2 separate regions of the Homo sapiens genome follow, and region 2 is linked to region 1. A link is an interaction called in ENCODE POLR2A ChIA-PET data of the cell type or tissue named here. Cell type or tissue: PC-9. All regions are shown on one strand. Links, peaks and the distances in the headings refer to the core of each region. The heading gives the core; the rest is flanking DNA.

Region 1 (2,922 bases), core at 136-2,635:
AATGCTGGCCGGGTGCAGTGGCTTACGCCTGTAATCCCAGCACTTTGGGAGGCCGAGGCAGGCGTATCACAAGGTCAGGAGCTTGAGAACAGCCTGACCAACTGGGAGAAACACCGTCTCTACTAAAAATACCAAATTAGCTGGCATGGGGCATGGTGGCACATGTCTGTAATCCCAGCTACTCGGGAGGCTGAGGCAGGAGAATTACTTGAACCTGCGAGGCAGAGGTTGCAGTGAGCCAAGATCATGCCATTGTACTCCAGCCTGGGTGACAGCAGCGAAACTCCGTCTCAAAAAAAAAAAAAAAAAGAAAGAAAGAAAGAAAAAAGGAACAGGAATGCCTAGCAGAGTAGCAGAGCTCTCCATGGGGAGGAGCCTCTGTATGTGCCTAGATATCAGACTCACACTTCAACCACGTCATAGACAGGGAGCCACGGGGATACAGCCAAATCCAGAATGTGGGAGATTCCACATGACACATGACTCAGTTTCTTCATTTCTTCCAAAGACCCAGCAAACAAACAAAACAAAAAAAAAAGGTGGAGCTAAGGAATGGAAGCTGTTGTAGATGATAGGAAAGGTAAGAAATCAACAAATGCAATGTGGCCCACGTTGGGATTTTGATATAAACAAACCAATGGGGAAAAGACATTTATTTTGATACAATCAGTGAAAATTGAACACAGACTGGGCATTTGGTATTATTAAGAAATTGTTGCCAATTTTCTTGAGAGTGATAATGGCATTGTGGTTAAATATAAAAACATCTTCTGGAATATAATAAAACATTTGTGCAAAAAGTGACACATTGAGATTTGCTTTAAAGTTTTGAAGCTTAAAAAATGTGGAGGTTGATAGAGATTGATGAAAGAAGAAAGAAAAATATTGGAAATTGGTGAAGATGGGTTACGAGTGCATGAAAATTTACTAATTTACTAAATTGTTTTCTCTAATATATGTATGTTTAAAATGTTCTATCATAAAATGTTCTTTAAAATAGCAAATAATGTCTGGTGGGTAATCATAAGGTACTTATGCTTGCCAGGTTGAGATATTGTGGAAGTCCTTATTCTGGTAGGGATATAGACCTTGGCATCAGAATCACTTGAGTTCAAGCCCTGACTCCTCCAGGATTGACTATTGGGCATGAGGTGAGTTTCATGACCTCTCTGAACTTCAGTCTTCTCAAATGGTATATGGGGAGTACAATTAAGATAGATCCTGTACCTCAAGCGTGTGTTCAGGACACAGAGAACCCTCAGAATTTGTTGAATCAATGCATAAATAAAGGAAGAAATGTGTGAAGGAATAGTTGACACAAATCTTTGGATAAATGACAAAGCTTTTAGCCAAAGTATTGACAAGAACTCTTACCTGAAGTATATCAACAACAAGAGGAAGAAGCCAGCCTCCTGCTTCTGCACGCAGCCCCTGCTGTCATTTGGAAGTGTCTGTGTGGATGCAGAGTCTGGGGTGGGTGGGGGATGAGGGGCATGGTTCAAATCATTCCTAAGGGGACCTGCAGGTGCCAATGGACATTGAGATAGAGGAATTTTCACTAAATGTACATGAAGTGTATATTTTGAGAGTGGGAAGGCACCTCCTACTCGGAACTGATAGCAGGTATTATCTTAGTCTGCTCAAGCAGCCATAGCAAAATCTCACAGACTGGCGGCTTAAACAGCAGATGCTGATTTCTCACAGTTCTGCGGGCTGGAAGTCCAAGATTAAGGTGCCAGCTGCAGTTTCGGCATCGGGGAGGACTGGAGTCTTGATTTGCAGACGGTCGTCTTCCTGCTGTGACCTCACATGATGTCAGAGAGCACAGAGAGAGAAGGAAAGAACACTCACCCCATTCATAAGAGCTTCACCCTCATAAAAAAATCACCGCCAAAAGACCCCATCTCCAAATACCATCGCACTGGAAATGAGGCTTTCAACACAGGCATTTTGAAGGAACATAAACCCTCAGTTCATGGCGGGTATCCTGTCTTTCTCTACATAAATCTGCAATATTTAACACAGTGTCTGGGTTTTAGTTACAACAAGATAATCATTTAATGAGCTAAAATTATCTTAGAGAAATTCTAGTCAGCTTTTCATATTGCAATTTGCTAGGAAGCCAAGTTTCTCAAGGGGAATAGGAACTGCAAATCACTTGTTTAAAAAAAAATTCTCCTGTGACACACACATCTGTGTACAAACACACACAACCACACACACACACACACACACACACACACACACAGCTGACCTCTTGAAAGACAGTCACTGATGGGAAACTGTTTTAACCCTCTGGAGTGCTGGTCCCTGGGAAAGTCTGGCAGTGACAGTTTTGGGAAACTCTTTGGCCGAGAAACCCACACTTTTATATCACAAAACATCGCACTGCTTAATTTTAGCCTTGTGGTACAAAGAAAATATCTCTGCAAGATTTTCAGAGACAGGCGGCTTGGTAACCATCTCCACTCCAATAATTAGCAAACACCCTCTGCTACCCTGGAGGTGCAATCTAACCAACACCCCAGCACCATGATCACCATCCGGCCAGGGGTCCTGGCAGCCAGTGTGGGGATTTGCAGTACTTACAGAAATGCTATAAAATCTCCAAACGTCTTCACTGTTGCCTTTTGCTCTGTAGTGCAACTTTTCTGCATTGTAGTTATTGTATGGCTTTGTATTTCTTGTTTTTTACACTCAGGACTTTAGAGTTAAGTATTTGTACACCAGGTAGGGCTATCACCTTTATCTCATTGTACATGCAATATTATAACACACAATTTTGGTGCTTTTAACACTATTTCTTTTTTTCATTTTTATTAAAGAATGTTTATTTGAATTATATACTTTTAAAAAATGAATAGTATTCACATACAGCATTAGATACACCCAGTGCCCATTTGTAGTTTGTCCAAGCTCCAT
Region 2 (2,922 bases), core at 128-2,627, 89 kb after region 1:
GGGGAGTAGTTGGGATGAGATACCCAGGATTTCAAGAGAGTAATTACCCAACTCTTCAATGAATACTTATTACACATCCGGTAAGCGTTCAGCTTGTACAGGGATCTGAAGATACGAGGAAATGAGCAACGCGGTTCTTTCCCTCAAAAGTTAATGGGTAAAGAGATACATGGGAGAAATGACAAAGTGTACTTGGGCTGAATTGGGCACTTCACTTCTCTGTGCTGTGGTTTCTGTACTCTGAGGACTTAGTGTAGAGAAATGCATAAAGACATTGATTCATTCCAGGTACTGGCACGTTACAAATCCTCGGGAAGTGTAAGCTGTTGTTCTTATCAACCATAGTAGTAGCAAGATCTTAAAAGATCAGTGAGCCGGGAAGCTCTCACAGCAAAAAGGGTGGGTGAGTGGGCATTGAGGAATGAGTAGGAGTTTGCCAGGCAAACAGGAGATGGGAGAGAAGAAGAGGATTCAGGCATAGAAAACAGCAATAGCAGAAGCAGAGACATGGGTAGAATAGGGCAGATGGGAGCCGCAGAGAGAGTGAGCCCAGTTTCACAGTAGGATTTACCCCACATGGACCCTCTGGTGACCACAGGGCCCCAGGACAGGCACTGCAGGACGGCTGGTGAGCAGCTCCATTTGTGGGGTTTTGGAAGCATCGCACATAAACCTACAGAGCCTTCTTTTCTTTCTCCTTTTCTTTTTTCCCCACCAGGGGCACATTTCTCTGTTTATATTTTCTCTCATTCTAAAACCATGTTGACAGATATGATTATTTACGAGTTCGTTAATAAACATTTACGGCAATTGATATGGAAAACAAAGTATGTGATCCATGATGAATCAGAAAAAACATCCTCACAATATATGTAACAGAGTGATATATAAATATAATGGACATCTTTACTTTTATAAATGAATGTGAAAATATTACAAAGTAACAATTATACATATATATTTCACAGGAAGAGAGTGCAAATGCCCAATACCTACAGGAAAATAAGGTAACTCATTGTAATTTATTTTCTCTCCTCTTCTGATGTTTCTCCTCACCTCTTTTTTTCTTGTGAGAGCTAGAGGATAATTCAGAATAAAGTCCCTGCTCTTCTGTGCTATGCTAGACTACAAGTATTTCAAAGGTTGAGGCTATGATTTCTCACAGTAACACCCACTGCATCTAGGGCAATGTCTCAAGTGGCGTAAACACTGAAACCTTTCACTTGTGTAACACATTTTTGTTGCTCACTTATATGAGTCAGCTGCTGTTCTAGTTCTTTGAGATACGTTGTTAAACAAAGGAGTCAAAAATGCCTGTCTTCCCATAGCATAGATTTCATCAGGTAGAATGAGGAAATGGTGGAAATGGACACAGAAGATATACGAGTAAGCCACACAGAATAGAGCAGGAGAGAAATTCTATTTATGTCCAACAGCAACTATTTTGTAAAATAATATTTCAAAGGCTTGGTGTAGCAGGGAGGTAAGAAGTTTAATCAGAAATGCTGTGACCGGATCTGAAGGTTAAAGCCAACATGTATTGATGATGTGAATTTGCTCACCTTAAAAGACATTTCTTAAAATAAAATGATTCTAAAATTCTAAATTTGGAGGAGGCTGGGAGGGTTCAATGAGCATCATAATTTATACTTCTGGGAAAGAGGATGTAGAAGTGAGAGAAGATACAGACCCAGAGAGGAGGGTTTCACTCCCAGTCTCAGAGGCAGCCTTGCAGCCTCATGTTTCTCATGCATTTGGAGGCATGGCCTTTATAAATCCCACTCATCCAGGGTGACTTCCGCCCCCATGAAAGTGGGAAAACATGGACAAACTACTGTTCTATCAGAAGCCCTCACAAAACACCCAACACTTTTTTTTTTACTCAAAGACATGTTAAATGTTTAATTAATTAATTCACTAATGAAGCCCGTAAGCTGTGCCAGGCATTGCTGGAACTGATGGGGGTTCATCCTTGAGTAACATGACAGCAACCAGTCTCCCTGGAGCTGATATTCCAAAAGGAACTTTTCCTAAGTCAAGGTTACATCTGAGCAAACTCAACATCTGATGATTCCTTTCCCAATGGCCCAACCTTCTGCCAGCTGATTATACTGAGAATCAACAGGTTTTGGGTTTTTCCCACTCCATCCCCTGCCTCTCACCCATTCTCCATGACTGATGTCCTGATCTTGTCCTGGGAGGCTGACCCTAAAGGATGGTACTAACCAGCTCCCTGGCTGGCTGCCTTCCTGTGGGGTTGGCCAATGAAAGTCACTGGCTGGAGACAGGAGGACGGAGAAGAGGGAGGATGTGGTATTTTCTCTTTGCTCTTGGAGCATTAGCGCACGGGCAGCCCCTGTGTCCATCCAGGGTGTTAGTGGCCACCGCTGGTCGGCTGCTTCTCCGTAGCTCCATGTCCCACTGAGTGCTGGCAGCTCCATTTCCTTCCTTGCTCTCTCCAGCCTTCCTGCTATTGCTGGGCTCAAGCGGCCCCAGCACCCCTTCAGAGACCCTTAGCTCTGCCCCAAAATCTGTAAATAGTCTTTCCATCAGTGTCTCTCCTCTGAAAGGTAAGAGTGCAATTCTGCTGCCTGCTAGGCCTCCGCCTGATAATCCAGCTTTGCACCAAGAAAGGGAATCTTGGTGAGAAGCAAGGAGATGAATGCATGCTCTAAGCATTAAAATCTCAGGCAAGGCCATGCTGATGTACAGCTCTTGTGGACAAGTGAACACAGAAACGAGAGTGTGTATGCGGAATCCATCACAGAGCATCCACAGCCTGTGGTGACAAGTTCCCCCGCAGGAGAGCAAGCTGGGGATCACAGGAGTGTGTGTGTGTGGAAGGCACTGTGTCTTTTTCGCACATCCAAGAAGGCTCTTCTGAGAAATGGGCTTTTAGGAATTACTTGAGTCAATAAAGTT

The links. Peaks named below come from ENCODE experiments on the same cell type or tissue, not always from the same donor. Only the 100,000 strongest peaks of a DNase experiment are listed, where the experiment ranks them.
Region 2: POLR2A ChIA-PET joins it to region 1 with 5 read pairs; 2 of 35 experiments call an interaction of 5 or more read pairs at or near these places.

What each region holds. Positions count from the first base shown.
Region 1 is chr10:3,387,544-3,390,465 of GRCh38, forward strand. All of the region lies in intron 1 of LOC105376360 (a long non-coding RNA gene), which reads left to right. Among named protein-coding and RNA genes, the nearest start is that of LINC02669, 110 kb to the right of the region's middle. In PC-9, for the core only: no CTCF peak of the experiment used is centred there; no DNase peak of the experiment used is centred there.
Region 2 is chr10:3,476,672-3,479,593 of GRCh38, forward strand. The region is part of intron 3 of LINC02669 (long intergenic non-protein coding RNA 2669); the gene reads right to left. All of the region lies in intron 1 of LOC105376360 (a long non-coding RNA gene), which reads left to right. All of the region lies in intron 1 of LOC124902538 (a long non-coding RNA gene), which reads left to right. Among named protein-coding and RNA genes, the nearest start is that of LINC02669, 25 kb to the right of the region's middle. In PC-9, for the core only: no CTCF peak of the experiment used is centred there; a DNase peak (open chromatin) is centred at 1,240; H3K27ac peaks cover 2,082 bases.